Regions from separate parts of the Homo sapiens genome. Here region 1 is linked to region 2. A link is an interaction called in ENCODE POLR2A ChIA-PET data of the cell type or tissue named here. Cell type or tissue: GM12878. All regions are shown on one strand.

Region 1 (8,000 bases), 100 kb after region 2:
CATCACCTCTGACGCAGCTGACCCTGCAGGCCTCGCCACTGCAGATCCTCGTGAAGGAGGAGGGCCCCCGGGCCGGGTCCTGTTGCCTGAGCCCTGGGGGGCGGGCGGAGCTAGAGGGGCGCGACAAGGACCAGATGCTGCAGGAGAAAGACAAGCAGATCGAGGCGCTGACGCGCATGCTCCGGCAGAAGCAGCAGCTGGTGGAGCGGCTCAAGCTGCAGCTGGAGCAGGAGAAGCGAGCCCAGCAGCCCGCCCCCGCCCCCGCCCCCCTCGGCACCCCCGTGAAGCAGGAGAACAGCTTCTCCAGCTGCCAGCTGAGCCAGCAGCCCCTGGGCCCCGCTCACCCATTCAACCCCAGCCTGGCGGCCCCAGCCACCAACCACATAGACCCTTGTGCTGTGGCCCCGGGGCCCCCGTCCGTGGTGGTGAAGCAGGAAGCCTTGCAGCCTGAGCCCGAGCCGGTCCCCGCCCCCCAGTTGCTTCTGGGGCCTCAGGGCCCCAGCCTCATCAAGGGGGTTGCACCTCCCACCCTCATCACCGACTCCACAGGGACCCACCTTGTCCTCACCGTGACCAATAAGAATGCAGACAGCCCTGGCCTGTCCAGTGGGAGCCCCCAGCAGGTACCTGGGTATGGGAGGAACCGGGCAGGGCCCAGAGGAGGGTGGGAAGAGCGTCTCGCTACAGCCCTCTTGGGCCAGGGGACCCCTCGTGCTGGACATTTTGTGTTTGCTTCATTTAATCTTCCTTCACCAGGGGGGTACTGAGACTTAGGAAAGTTAAGGGACCTGCCTCAGACCCCCTAGCTGTAGGGCGGAGCCATTGGTGAGCTCCCCACCTCTCTGGCTGTTGAGACTAGAACATTTCGGCACCTCAGCAGCAGGACTCCTGAGCAGCCCGTACCCAGGCTGGGCCTGCCCTAGTGCTGCTCTGTGGGGAGTGGCCAGTGAAGGTCAGAGGTAGCCTGCCCCGGGGAGAGGCTGTGGGGTCCTCTGGCCAGGATCCAGCTCAGGGTCCTCTCCTCAGAGAGGCTAGCTGTCCCCACCAAGGTGTCAGCAGCGGAAAGCTCCCTCAGCAGACCCTCTCTCAGCCCAGGCCACAGGTGAGGCTGCCCTAAGGCTTTATGTAGCCTCGTGGTCCTGCAGAACTTGGGGGTAGAGAAGACAGTGACAGGAACAGGTACCTCAGGATAGGAGACAGGGGTCCCTGAGCAGCCCCAAGCAGAGAAAGAAGCTGCAGAAATCTCAGGGGGTGACCAGCCCAGCCCAGAGACCTCTCCCAAACCTCAAGGGGCCAGGCACCCCCTGCAGGGTTGAGGGCCCCCCATCCTGTATTCCTTCCTACCTAGTGGCTTTCATGAAAGCTCCCTAAAAGCCAGTGCCTCCCATCTTCCCTCCTAGAGTGTGAGAGGCCCTGGCCCTATCCCCGCCCCCCGCCCCCTACAAGGCAGGTCTGCACCCCCAGCCCCCTGGCCACTGGTCCTCTCCCTGCTCTCCTGTCCAGCCCTCGTCCCAGCCTGGCTCTCCAGCGCCTGCCCCCTCTGCCCAGATGGACCTGGAGCACCCACTGCAGCCCCTCTTTGGGACCCCCACTTCTCTGCTGAAGAAGGAACCACCTGGCTATGAGGAAGCCATGAGCCAGCAGCCCAAACAGCAGGTGAGGAAGGCGGGCTAGGCCTGGCTAGTGTTGGCAGCTGCCCTAGGCTGCTGGGCTGAGGCTCCTACAGCCCCACCCGGAGGAATAGGGGGCAGGCGAAGCCCAGCTTCAGGGTCAGAGAGGCCTTGGGGAGTGGGTTGTTAGGGGACGGGCTCCAGGAGTCCGGGCACGCCCATGGGTCCTGTGGATCTGGCTGCTTATTCTGGGGCAGAGGGAGGGGCCTCATTCGTAGTTCGGGCTGGGAGCCCCCATTCAAGATTTTTATCTCTTTTTTTTTTTTCCTTTGTCCCACAGGAAAATGGTTCCTCAAGCCAGCAGATGGACGACCTGTTTGACATTCTCATTCAGAGCGGAGGTAACCCCAGGTCCCCTGCTGCCTCCCTGACGGCCTTCTCTGTTCATAGGTGTCTCTAGCCCTGGGTTGGTTTGTTTTTATTGAATGCTTCCGTGCGTGACCAGTCTTGGGCAAGCACTGTGGATGCAGTGGTGGCTGTGAGCCCTCCCGTCTCCAAGGCCTGGGCGAGAGGACCAGGGAAGGTGCCGTCCTTCAGCTGGAAGCACTGCCCCAAGGCCCTCGCCTCCCAACGAACAGAAGAGACATTTGCCCTTGTGGAGCTCACAGTGCAGCCTGGGGAGGTGGACAACAAATATAAGAAATAAGCAGATCATATGGAAGATCCGAGAGGAGCCTTAGGACAAAAATGGAGGAGAGGGAGAGGTCTGGGGAGCCTGGTGGGGAAGGTCCAGGATGTCTCCTGTGAGCAGGGGCAGCTGTGTGCATCTGTGCGGCCTCGGGAGTACCTGGCGGGTTGGAGTGGAGTTGAGGAAAGGGGAAGAAGGCCTTCATGGCCAGATCATGCGTGGCCTCCTGGGCACCAGGGCAGGGTGGCTTTGGCTCCATTGTGTGGGAAGCCATCGCACAGCCTTGAGCAGAAAAGGCCTGGTCTGATGCAGGACCCAGGCGATAGTAGCCGTGCAAGGGCAGAAGCAGGGAGCCCCAGGTTGGGGGGCGACTGGAGAGCTGGGCTTTGGCCCAGCAGGCAGCAGTGGCGGGCAGAGGAGCGGCTGGAATCAGCCCCATTTGGAGAGAGCCAGGTTGGTGTCTTTATGGATGAAGTGGGGGGAGAGGGAAGGAACAGCCAAGGATGACTTCAAGGGCTGTGGCCTAAAGGGCCAGGGTGGAGTGGCCATTGATGGGGTGAGCTGGGGAGGGGGCACGTGTGGGACCACATTGCGCGGTCCCTGATGGGGTGTGTCACGAGACCGAATGGAGGGTTCACAGGGACAGTTGACATCAAGTGGCATTTGTGAGAGAGGTCTGGGCTGGAGGTAGGAGTTGGAGTGTTGTCACATCTAGATTGGCAGTTGGAGCTGGGAGGCTGCCGAGGGTGTGAGGTGGGGGAGCAGAGGTTGGGGCTAAGCCCAGCCTTGGGGGTCGGGAGGACAAGTAGTGGCAGGGTGCGGTGTCCTGGAATCCAGCCGTGACCAAGGGAGCTGAGGACCGAGGCCTGGACACGGAAGGTAGGCATCATGGGCACAACAGGAAGTCCATGAGAGGCCTGGGAGCAGGGTGGGGGTGGCCGTAGAGAGCTCTCTGGGAGGTTCCCCTGCAGAGGGGAAGAAGGAGGTAGGGCAGATGCTGGGCAGGAAATAGCGCGCGTCTGTGTGAGGGGACCCAGCTGGGAGTAGAAGATCCCAGATGACCCCGAGATGGTCCTGGGGAGGAGCTCACTGGCGGCAGCAGGCAAGAAGTCTGGGCCTGTGGTGCCGATGCTGGGTGGTGAGCGTGGACTTCTCTTTGAGTGTCTCAGTGGCTTCAGGAGGAGGAGGAGCGGCTGAGGGGTGCAGGCAAAGTGGGAGCTCAGCCTGGAACCACAGCTCTACCAGAGTAGATGTGATGTTGTGTGAATTTTATTTCAATTTAAGACAAGAGCTCAGTCACTGGTGTTCCTGTGAGGTCTGTAATTCTCAAGCCCTAGGGAGAATCCCTGGGTCCCTGGGGTCTGAGGCGCATCTCTCACCAGTGCAGGTGGCACTGAGGCGGCAGGTATGGGACCCGCTGTGAGGACGGCTGGGCTGGGCGCTCAGGAGCGAGGCCTTGGCGTGAGCTTCAGGAGGTTCCAAGGGAAGGAGGTGCTACCCCAGAGATATTGTTCAAGAAGGAAAAGGGAACAGGCTTTGAACTCTAGCTTCTAAGGGATGGCAGAGAAAGGGAGATGGTGGGTGTGGGTGCTGCCTGCCGCCAAAGGGACACTGAAAAGTGGCCCAAGAGGTGGCAGTGATGCCAGAAGCAGGTGTTTGAGGAGAGAGGTCTGGGCAGGTGGTGGCAGCTGGGCAGGCAGCGACCTCCTTGCCTGGTGAGAGCGGCTGCAGGGCAAAGAGTGCATTCTGCCAGGACAGGGGGGGCCAGAACCCACAGGGTTGGGGAGCAGGCCTGGTTTTTGCATAATTCTTTTTTTAGTTGTGGTGAGATAATAAAATTTGCCATTCTAATCATTTTTTAAATGTACAATCAGAGGTATTAGGTCCATTCACAGTGTTGTGCAACTGTCACCCCTATCCGCTCCAGAACTTCATCACCCCATAAGGAAACTGTACCCATTAGACAGTAACTCCCCATTCTCCCCAACTCCAGCCCTTGGCAGTCCCCATCCCACTTTCTCTATGGATTTGCCTGTCGTGGGGACCTCACAGAAGTAGACTCAGTTTGTCCTTCTGTGTCTGGCTTATTTCACTCAGCATAATGTCCTCAGGGTCCATCTGTGTTGCAGCATGTGTCAGAATTTCACTCTTTTTAAAGGCTGAATCATACCCTGTAGTGTGGATTCACCACATTCTCTTCATCCATTCATCTGTGGCTGGACACCTGGGCTGTTTCCACCCTTTGGATGTTGTGAATGTCAGTGTACAAGTGTCTGTCTTGAGTCCCTGCTTTCAGTTCTGGGCATAAACCTAGGGTTGGAATTGCCGGATCATATGGTAATTTCTTCTTTTTTTTTCCTTGGAGACGGAGTCTGTTGCCCAGATTGGAGTGCAGTAGCACGATCTTGGCTCACTGCAACCTCTGCCTCTGGGGTTCAAGCAATTCTCCTGCCTCAGCTTCTCGAGTAGCCGGGACTACAGGCACCCGCCGCCACGCCCGGCCAATTTTTTGTGTGTTTTTTAGTAGAGACGGGGTTTCACTGTGTTGCCCAGGCTGGTTTTGAACTCCTGAGCTCAGGCAGTCTGCCCGCCTCGGCCTCCCAAAGTGATAGGATTACACGCATGAGCCAACGCACCCCGCCTCATATGGTAACTTCTGTGTTTAACTTTTTGAGGAATCACTAAACTGTGTCCACTGCAGCTGTAACGTTTTACATTCACACTAGCAATGCACAAGGGTTCCAGTTTCTTCACCTCCTCACCAGCACTTCTTATTTTCAATTTTTTGATACAAGCCATCCTAATGGGTGTGAAGTGGTATCTTAGTTTGCATTTCTGTCATTTAGTGACGTGGAACATCTTTTCATGTGCTGCCTGACCATTTGTGTATCTTCTATTGGAGAATGGCCAAGTCCTTTGCACATTTTTTTTGATTTTTTAAAAATTGTGATAAATCGGCTGGGCGTGGTAGCTCACGCCTGTAATCCCAGCACTTTGGGAGGCTGAGGCAGGCAAATCACGAGGTCAGGAGATCGAGACCATCCTGGCTAACATGGTGAAACCCCGTCTTTACTAAAAAATACAAAAAATTTATCCGGGCATGGTGGCGGGCACCTGTAGTCCCAGCACTTTGGGAGGCCAAGGCAGGCGGATCACGAGGTCAGGAGTTCGAGACCAGCCTGACCAACATGGTGAAAAAATTAGCCAGGCATGGTGGCACGTGCCTGTAATCTCAGGAGGGTGAGGCAGGAGAATTGCTTGAAAACGGGAGGCGGAGGTTGCAGTGAGCCAAGATTGCCCCACTGCACTGCAGCCTGGGCAACAGTGAGACTCAAGTCTCAAAAAAAAAAAAAAAATTGTGGTAAAATACACCTAAAATTTACCTTTTTTTGTTGTTGTTTTTTGATAAAGATGGGGTCTTGCCTTGTTGCCCAGGCTGCTCTCAAACTCCTGGCTTGAAGCCAATCCTCCTGTCCCAGCCTCCCAAGTGCTGGCATGACAGGTGTGAGCCACTGTGCCCAACCCATCATAACCTTTTTTTTTTTTTTTTTTTTTTTTTTTGAGACAGGGTGTCACTCTGTTTCCCAGTGTTGGAGTGCAGTGGTGCAATCTTGGCTCACTGCAACCTCCGCCTCCCGGGTTCAAGCCATTCTCCTACCTCAGCCTCCTGAGTAGCTGGGATTACAGGCGTGCACCACCGTGCCCGGCTAATTTTTGTATTTTTAGTAGAGGTCGGGGTTTCACCATGTTAGCCTGGCTGGTCTCGAACTCCTGACCTCAAGTAATCCACCCCACTTGGCCTCCCAAAGTGCTGGGATTACAGACGTGAGCCACTGCACCCAGCCCATTGTAACTAACCATTTTTAAGTGTATGGTTCAGTGGTATTAAATACATTCATAATGTGTACAGCCATCACTGCCATCCATCTCCCTTTCTTTTGATCTCGTAAAACTGAAACTATCCCCATTAAACAGTAACTTCCCATTTGGCCCTTCCGCCAGCCTGTAGCAACTGCCATTCTACTTTCTGTCTCTATGATTTTGACTAAGTGCAATCATGAATTGTCTTTTGTGACAGGCTGTTGCACTAAGCATAGTATCACTTCCTTCATCCATTGATGGACATAGGTTGCTTCCACATTCTACTGTTGTGAATGCACTTATCAACACCTGTGTACAAATACCTGAGACCCTGCTTCCAATTCTTTTGGGTATATGCCCAGCAGTGGAATTGCTAGATCATATGGTAATTCTATTTTTAAGTAAGTAAGTGTTGGAGGAACCTCCATACTGTTTTTCATAGCAGCTGCACCATTTTGCATTTCTACCACAGGGCACAAGGGCTCCAGTTTCTCTGTATCCTCACCAATACTTTCTTAAAAATTTAATTTTACAGTAGCCACTCCAGTGGGTTTGAGGTGTATCTCACTGTGGTCTCCCTCATGACTAGTGATATTGAGCTCTTTTCATGTGCTGTTGGCCATTTGTATATCATCTTTGGAAAAATGTCTGTTCAAATCTTTCTTTTACCTATTCTTGAGTCAAGTTTGGTTTTTTGTTGTTGAGTTTTAGAAGTTCTCTGTGTATTCCGGATATCACTTCTTTATCAAATATGTGATTTGCAAATATTTTTAAAGAGTTTTATAGTCTTAGCTCTTACATTTAAGTAAGTCTTTGATCCGTTTTATTTTTGTAAATGGTGTGACGTTGGGGGGTCCACCTTCATTCTTTTGCATGTAGATATACAGGCTTGGCTTCTGATATCCATTTACTCTCTTGATTGATTGGCAGAAATTTCAGCAGATTTCAAGGAGCCGCCATCCCTGCCAGGGAAGGAGAAGCCATCCCCGAAGACAGTCTGTGGGTCCCCCCTGGCAGCACAGCCATCACCTTCTGCTGAGCTCCCCCAGGCTGCCCCACCTCCTCCAGGCTCACCCTCCCTCCCTGGACGCCTGGAGGACTTCCTGGAGAGCAGCACGGGGCTGCCCCTGCTGACCAGTGGGCATGACGGGCCAGAGCCCCTTTCCCTCATTGACGACCTCCATAGCCAGATGCTGAGCAGCACTGCCATCCTGGACCACCCCCCGTCACCCATGGACACCTCGGAATTGCACTTTGTTCCTGAGCCCAGCAGCACCATGGGCCTGGACCTGGCTGATGGCCACCTGGACAGCATGGACTGGCTGGAGCTGTCGTCAGGTGGTCCCGTGCTGAGCCTAGCCCCCCTCAGCACCACAGCCCCCAGCCTCTTCTCCACAGACTTCCTCGATGGCCATGATTTGCAGCTGCACTGGGATTCCTGCTTGTAGCTCTCTGGCTCAAGACGGGGTGGGGAAGGGGCTGGGAGCCAGGGTACTCCAATGCGTGGCTCTCCTGCGTGATTCGGCCTCTCCACATGGTTGTGAGTCTTGACAATCACAGCCCCTGCTTTTTCCCTTCCCTGGGAGGCTAGAACAGAGAAGCCCTTACTCCTGGTTCAGTGCCACGCAGGGCAGAGGAGAGCAGCTGTCAAGAAGCAGCCCTGGCTCTCACGCTGGGGTTTTGGACACACGGTCAGGGTCAGGGCCATTTCAGCTTGACCTCCTTTTTTGAGGTCAGGGGGCACTGTCTGTCTGGCTACAATTTGGCTAAGGTAGGTGAAGCCTGGCCAGGCGGGAGGCTTCTCTTCTGACCCAGGGCTGAGACAGGTTAAGGGGTGAATC
Region 2 (8,000 bases):
TATTAATTAAACTTGATTTTTTGAACTGTTTTCTTAGTATATTCTCTTGGGAATCGATAAGATTATATTCCTCAAATCAGTGCCATAAGACTAATTTATTTGGTTATGTAAAGTACTGAAAACTTAGGTATCAACATTAATTAGGTTACTCAAACAGATACTATGTCCGTATTCTTCTAATACCTTGCTACTCAAAGTATGTTCCAAGGTCTGGCAGCCTTTGTATCACCTGGAAGCCTATTAGGAATGCAGAATCTCAGACGCCACCTCAGACCTGCGGAATCACAATCTGTTTTAAAAAGATTATTTGCCGGGTGCAGTGGCTCACAGCTGTAATCCCAACACTTTGGGAGGCCAGGGTGGGCAGATTGCTTGATGTCAGAAGTTTGAGACCAGCCTAGGCAACATGGTGAAACCTCATCTCTACAAAAAATGCAAAAATTAGGCAGGCATGGTGATACACACCTGTAGTCCCAGATACTTAGGGGGCTGAAGTGGGAGGCTCACTTGAATTTGGGAGGTCAAGGCTGCAGTGAACCGTGTTTGCACCACGGTATTCCAGCTGGGCCACAAAGTGAGACCCTATCTCAAAAAAAAGATTGTCACATGCATATTAAAGTTGAGAAGTTCAGTTCCAAAAGATATTTTATTTTTATTTCCCAAGATGCTATGAGATGTGTTGGATTTATATGTGGGATTTATATGATGTCTAATTAGTATGGAAGAATAGGGTAAAACAGGAAACAAAAAAGAAAACCTGCTCCTGGTATAGTTCTCTGTGTTAGATAAACGTTCACAATTTGACAACTTTTTTTTTTTTTTGCCATTTTTCTTCATTTTTCAAAGAAAGAACAAATAGGCTTATTTTTGGCATTCTAGAATGTTTAACTGGGAAGGATCTTAGACATGACCTGATAACAAACCTTGGTTTTACAGGTGAACAGACGGGGGGCTAAGAATGTTAAGTGACTTACCCAAGATCATATAGCGTGGACTCCCTGTGACCTGATTTTCAAACTACTGATCTTTGGAACTCCTGTGCTACCCCTCTGTGTTGCTGAAGGCCATCTATTCTTAGTTGGTTCTATTGATGTTGGTTGAAACCATCCCGAACATACCTGTGGCTAGGCACAGTGGCTCACGTCTGTAATCCCAGCACTTTGGGAGGTTGAGGGGGGCGGATCACTTCAGGTCAGGAGTTGGAGTCCAGCCTGGCCAACATGATGAAACCCCATCTCTGCTAAAAATACAAAAATTAGCAAGGCATGGTGGTGCACACCTGTGACTCTAGCTACTCGGGAGGCGGAGGCAGGAGAATTGCTTGAACCCTGGAGGCAGAGGTTGCAGTGAATTGAGACCACACCACTGCACTCCAGCCTGGGTGACAGAGTGAGACCCTGCCTCAAAACAAAACAAAACAACCATCCTGCACAATTATGAGTGAGAGTAAATCCAACACATCTCACAGCATCTTGGGAAAATGATAAGGCTCACTTTCTTCTTTCCCTTCAGTGTGAACTCATGTAATAACTTCAGAGAAAGGCATTTCCCTGCTGTCTGGAAGTTGAACTCCTTCTACAAACTGGTGGAGCTTGCTGCCCAGTCCTGTGCCCTCCGAGCTGAGGGGAAGGCGTGGGGATTTTCTGTTCTACTGAAATGGCAGGATTATGTCATAGCAGTGGTTTTGAGTGTTTAGAGGTAGTGTTATTTTAATTATTTTTCTAACTCTGGTTTAAATAAAAACTTACAAATCAGGAAAGAACTGGCTATCTGTATGTTAAAAAAATTAAGAGAGGGCTGGGTGCAGTGTCTCACGCCTGTAATCCCAACACTTTGGGAGGCCGAGGTGGGTGGATCACGAAGTCAGGAGATCGAGACCATCCTGGCCAACCAACATGGTGAAACCCCGTCTCTACTAAAAATACAAAAATTAGCTGGGCGTGGTGGCGTGCGCCTGTAATCCCAGCTACGCAGGAGGCTGAGGCAGGAGAATCGCTTGAACCTGGGAGGCGGAGGTTGCAGTGAACCGAGATTGTGCCAGTGCACTCCAGCCTGGCCAACAGAACAAGACTCCGTCTTAAAAAAAAAAAAAGGAGAGAGAGAGAGGGAACATTGACTCTTACCTTGTACCATCCCAAAAATTCATTTGAGGCCGGGTGTGGTGGCTCATGCCTGTAATCCCAGCCCTTTGTGAGGTCAAGGTGGGTGGATCGCTTGCGATCAGGAGTTGGAGACCAGCCTGGCCAACATGGTAAAACCCTATCTATACTAAAATACAAAAATTGGCCAGGCGTGGTAGCGGGCACACATAGTCCCAGCTACTTGGGAAGCTGAGGCAGGAGAATTGCTTGAACCCAGGAGGCAGAGGTTGCAGTGAGCCAAGATTGCACCCCTGCATTCCAGCCTGGGTGACAGAGTGAGACTCTGTCTCATAATTAATTAATTAATTAATTAATTCAGGCTGTGGGATACTGCTCAGCAACTTTTAAAAAGGGGCAAACTTTAAACGTTTTAGAAATAAAACACCCTGAATGACTCTTGAGAATTACTCTGAGTGAAAAAAGCCAATCCTAAAATGTTACCTATTGTATGATTCTATTTATATAACATTCTTGAAATGACAAAATTATAGATATGAAGCACAGATTGGTTCTTCATATTGTCAGGGCCTGTGGATGGTGTGGGGCTGAAAGTAGATGTGGCTATAAAAGGTCAACATGAGGGATCCTCAGGGTGATGGAAATGTGTATGTTGACTAACAGTGCCAGTATTCTGGTTGTAATATTGTACTGTAGTTTTGCAAGATGTTATCATTGGAGGGAACTGAGTAAAGGATACATGAGCTCTTTGTATTATTTATTATGTGAATCTATAATTATCTCAGAATGAAAAGTTTATACATGAGCTGTTTATTATTTCTTATTATGTGAATCTATAATTATCTCAGAATGAAAAGTTTAAAAACTACAATTTGGCAGCTTTTCAAAAAGTTAAACATAGATCCTGTGACCTAGCAATTCTACTTCTAGATATATATCCTAGAAAACTGAAAACATTTGTCTGTGTATTTTTACACAGACAAATGTTCATAGCAGCTTTTTCAAAATAGCTAAAAAGTGGAAACAACCCACATGTCTTTCAGTTGATGAATAAACAAAATATGGTATATCCATACAATGGAATATTATTCACTCATAAAAAGAAATCACTGTTGATATATGTTATAAAATGAATGAACCTTGGCCTTGTGTGGTGGCTTATGCCTATAATCCCAGTACTTTGGGAGGCCAAGGCAGGTGGATCGCTTGAGCCCAGGAGTTTGAGACCAGCCTGGGCAACATGGCGAAACCTATGTCTACTAAAAATACAGAAAAATTAGCCAGGCTGGTGGCATGTGCCTATAGTCTCAGCTACTCGGGAGGCTGAGGCACAACAGTCGCTTGAACCTGGGAGATGGAGGTTGCAGTGAACGGGGATCAAGCCACTTGCACTCTAGCCTGGGTGACAGAACGAGACTCGTCTTAAAAAAAAAAATGATGAACCTTAAAAACATTTTCCAAATGAAAGGACATAGACATAAAAGGCCACATATTGTGTGATTCCATTTAAATGAAATGTCCAGAACAGGAAATGGAGAGTGACTGCTGATGGATACAGGGTTTATTTTTGGGGCAATGAAAATGTTCTGGAATTAGTTGCGATAAACTATGGAATTATGCACTTTGAATGGTTGAATTTTATAGTATGTGAATTGTATCTCAATTTTTTAAATTGTGTGAGGAAAAAAATTCAGGTTTCTCTAGAGTGACAGCAGATCAGTGATTGCCTGGGGCTGGAAGTGGAAGGAGAAATTGAATACAAAGGGACACAAGAAAACCCTAGGGATGAAAATATATCTCTTTATTGTCGTGGTTATACAGGCATATGCAATTGTCAGAACGCTTTGAATTGTACACTAGGTGAAGTTTATTGTGTCTGAATTGAAGTTCAATAAAGTTAGTTTTTAAAACTTATAATAAAATTATCTCTAGTTGTTGTAAGCTTAAAATGACCTTTAGGTTAAAATTATCTTATCTCTTATTAATTATAAGGCCAACAACTATTGCAAAAATTACCTCATAGAGTCTGACTTCCGTTGCTAGTTTCTATCCAGTTTCCAAAGTGAAACTAGATTGATCACTTTCACTCAGACTTTGCTCTTAGGCGTTTGTACTAGCCTGACTCCATTATTGTGCTTTTCAGAACCCATGAGTGGGTGTGATTGTTATAACATTTTTTTTAAGTTTATGGAACATTCTATTGCTTTTATTTCTTTTTTGCTTTTATGTACAACAGAAAAATGTCTCAAATTGGGTATAACAAATCAGCGTGATTGCCTTTCACCTCCACTTTGGAGTGCTTTGAGCCAGTTTGGACACAAGGAGGTTGGAGTTAAAATGACTCCTGAAGGAAGTAAGCAAGCATGAGAAGAGAGGGCAGCACTGGTAGGTAACGCTAAAACAACATCGCCTTCATCTCTCAACCCTGATCTCTTTCCAAGAAGTGAGCTGACTAAATGAAATATTACACAAAACCCTCCAAGGTTTGAGAAGAGTTCTAGAGGGTAGTCTCTAAGTGAGAAGGACCATCTCTATAGGTGGCCCTGAGTTTTATCCTCAAATTTCCTTCTACGCCATGTACCCATCCTCACTCATTTTTCGGGTCCCACCAAGCCTAAACTCAGGGGTAGTTTTCCATTTAAAATTCTGCCTCACAGGTGGACACATCTTTTTTATTGTTTCCCTTAAGCACAGATTAGACTAACTTTATTAAAAGAGATCATGCAGGAGCATCCCTTGAGACCGGGAGGCAGAGGTTGCGGTGAGCCAAGATCCTGCCACTACACTCTGGCTTGGGCAACAGAGTGAGACCCTGCTTCAAAAAAAAAAAACCCCAAAAACAAAACCACCACCACCACCACCAAAAGCCTCCAAAACAAAAATCACGAAAACATAAAAGAGACATATGTCTAGAATATCGAATTCTAAGTGGATTTTGTAAGAATTCCAGCAAAAATAAATATATTTAAAATGATAATAGCTAACACTTAGAGTTTACAGTGCATGAAGAGGAAAGACAGACACTGGTTTTTTTTTTTTTTTTTTTTTTTTTTGGAGACAGAGTCTCACTCTGTCGCCCAGGCTGGAGTGCAGTGGCATGATCTTGGCTCACTGCAACCTACGCATCCTGGGTTCACGCCATTCTCCTTCCTCAGCTTCCTGAGAAGCCGGGACTACAGGTGCCCGCCACCACACCCAGCTAATTTTTTTTGTATTTTTAGTAGAGACGGGGTTTCACCTTGTTAGCCAGGATGATCTCGATCTTCTGACTTTGTGATCCGCCCACCTCGGCCTCCCAAAGTGCTGGCATTACAGGCGTGAGCCACCGTGCCTGGCCTGTTTTGTTTTTTTCTGTACTCTACTACTCCTTTCAACACTCCACCTCTGATGACATCAGATGTGTAGGTTTTGTTTTTTTTTTTCCCTCACCAACAACCAATTCTCCAACCATCTGGTCACCAACTGGATATTCTACAATTTAACTCAATTATGACATTAATTCCCTGGAGTTAGTGCAGACCCCCACAGGTTAAGGGCTCAGGCCCACAAGATTTCCCTGAACTTCAGATGCCGATCGATAGTGGTGGGTCCTCAGGTTATCCACAACTTCTGTCTGAGTTGGCTACAAATCAGAGGTTTCCACAAGCCTCTCCTCAGGTTGGATCATTTGCTAGAACGACTCACAGAACTTATGAAGGCCCTTTACTTAAATTTGTCAATTTATTATAAAGGATAAAACTCAGGAACAGCCAAATGGGAGAGAAGCATAGGGTGAGCTATGAGGGGGTTATGTGATGCTCCCATGCCTTCTCTGGGCATACGACCCCCAGAGCACCATCTGGGTTTATCAGTCTGGAAGCTCTCCAAACCCTGTCCTTTTTGGTTTCTATGGAGTCTTCATCATGTAGGCATGATTAATGACATCATTGGCCATTGATGAGTAGGTCAATCTCCAGCCCCTCTTGCATCCCCAGAAGTCAGAGTATGGTGGGGCTGCAAGTTCTAATCCTCTAACACATGATTGTTTTCCCTGGCAGCCAGCCCTCATCCATAAGGGCTTTCCAAAGTCAGCTCATTAACATAAACTCAGGTTTGGTTGAAAGGGACCTGTTATGAATAACAAAAGACGACTCCTTTTACCTTTGTTATTCTTAGGAAATTTCAAGGTCCAATTTTAGGACCTCGGTGCCAGGAGTGAAGACAAAGACCAAATATATATTTATTATAAATCACAACATTGCAGTGTGGCAGACCGTGTACCAAGCTCCTTACGTATATTAACTCTTATTCTTTGCAACAACTATGTGAGATGGGTGCTCTTATCCCATTTTACGGCTAAGATTGTACCCAGCTGGCCTGGGTTAAGAATCTGTGCTCTTTACCACTATACTATATTGCCTTTCATGTGAACTTCAAGCCCTTTTTCGGACCCTGTATGTTAGCTGTTGATAGGCTGTTCTAACTTGTCGAGGTTCCTTTGCTCCATTCTCCCAGTACTTAGCCTACCTGACTTTTTAGTCCCCCTTCCCTTCCTGTTTTATCTTTCCCTGCCAGAACACTACAACGTAAATGTAAAAAACAAAAAAACCTCCAACTTTTTCTTCTTTTAGAATATGTATTTTAAGGGGCCAGGCACAGTGACTCACACCTGTAATCCCAGCACTTTGGGATGCCAAGGCAGGAGGATTGCTTGAGTCCAGGAGCTCTAGAACAGCCTGGGCAACATAGTGAGACTGCCATTTCTACAAATAATGAAAAATTAGCCAGGCGTGGCAGTGCACACCTATAGTCCCAGCTGCTTGGGAGGCTGGGGCAGGAGAATTGCTTGAGCCCAGAAAGTCGAGGCTGCCGTGAGCTGTGATTGCACCACTGCACTCCAGCCTGGGTGACAGAGTGAGAGCCTGTCTCAAAAAAAGGAAAAAAAAAAGAAAAAAATTATGTTGTCCTAGACCTTCTTTCTGCATAGGAATGGCCTTCTTTTTTAAAAAATAAATTTGACATTTAAAAAAAGCTCTTGTACGATGAGCCCTAACCTTTGCATAGAAGCTTCCTTGTTTTTAACTGTGACTGTTGTACCTGTTCACAAGGATTAGAAGGGATGCTGTTTTGAATTACAGTCTAGTAATATTTCTGACTCTATACCTATGGCCAAAACCAGTGTCATATGCTTGAAACTAAGGAAAACTTCTAGCGTGTCTTGCCATAAACGTACATTAGACATTTTTTCCGTTGTAGCTAATAGTTTCTGTGGGTTGGAATTAAAATTAAACCTGTATATCTTTAGAGTAGGAACATTTGCTGTGTGAAGGTCCTTGTTGGCTCTGGTAAGAAAAAAGTTCCCTTGCTTATTCTCTTCCTTCTCTTCTGAGAAGGCTTTCAGAAACTTTTTTTTTTTTTCTTTTTCCTTTTTTTTTTTTTTTTTTTTTCTTGAGGCAGTCCCTCGCTCTGTGTCCCAGGCTGGAGTGTGATGGTGTAATCTTGGCTCACTGCAACCCCCACCTGCCAGGTTCAAGTGATTCTCCTGTCTCAGCCTCCCAAGTAGCTGCGACTACAAGGCACCTGCCACCACAGCCGGCTAATTTTTGTATTTTTAGTAGAGGCAGGATTTCGCCATGTTGCCCAGGCTGGCCTCGAACTCCTGACCTCAAGTGATCCACCCACCTTGACCTCCCAAAAGTGTTGGGATTACAGGCATGAGCCACCGTGCCTAGCCCAGAAACTTCTTAACAGCTGAGTTTTATATCAGCTAAGTCAGTCCTTGAGATGTTTGCAAATAATCTTCCATTGCTTTATCCTGAAGATCCTCTTGCATGTAGGCTTTTGGTCAACCGATTCAATGTTACTAAATATATGTTTAATCCCAACTAAGGTAGGTAGTTTGGATGTTTTTAGAAAAGTTTG

The links. Peaks named below come from ENCODE experiments on the same cell type or tissue, not always from the same donor. Only the 100,000 strongest peaks of a DNase experiment are listed, where the experiment ranks them.
Region 1: POLR2A ChIA-PET joins it to region 2 with 5 read pairs; 4 of 35 experiments call an interaction of 5 or more read pairs at or near these places.

Annotation. Positions count from the first base shown.
Region 1 is chr22:40,410,997-40,418,996 of GRCh38, reverse strand. MRTFA (myocardin related transcription factor A) reads left to right here. Exons shown (of 15, transcript NM_020831.6): 12 at 1-623; 13 at 1,504-1,656; 14 at 1,951-2,011; 15 at 7,090-8,000. The coding sequence ends at 7,607. Among named protein-coding and RNA genes, the nearest start is that of SGSM3, 44 kb to the right of the region's middle. RefSeq lists enhancers at 2,107-2,606, 3,312-3,711, 4,592-4,741 and a silencer at 6,372-6,471. In GM12878, no CTCF peak of the experiment used is centred here; a DNase peak (open chromatin) is centred at 6,316; H3K4me3 peaks cover 1,587 bases; H3K27ac peaks cover 3,610 bases.
Region 2 is chr22:40,515,948-40,523,947 of GRCh38, reverse strand. The region is part of intron 3 of MRTFA (myocardin related transcription factor A); the gene reads left to right. MRTFA-AS1 (MRTFA antisense RNA 1) reads right to left here and starts at 2,148. Exons shown (of 4, transcript NR_109965.1): 1 at 975-2,148; 2 at 508-582; 3 at 230-423. In GM12878, no CTCF peak of the experiment used is centred here; a DNase peak (open chromatin) is centred at 4,172; H3K4me3 peaks cover 703 bases; H3K27ac peaks cover 1,312 bases.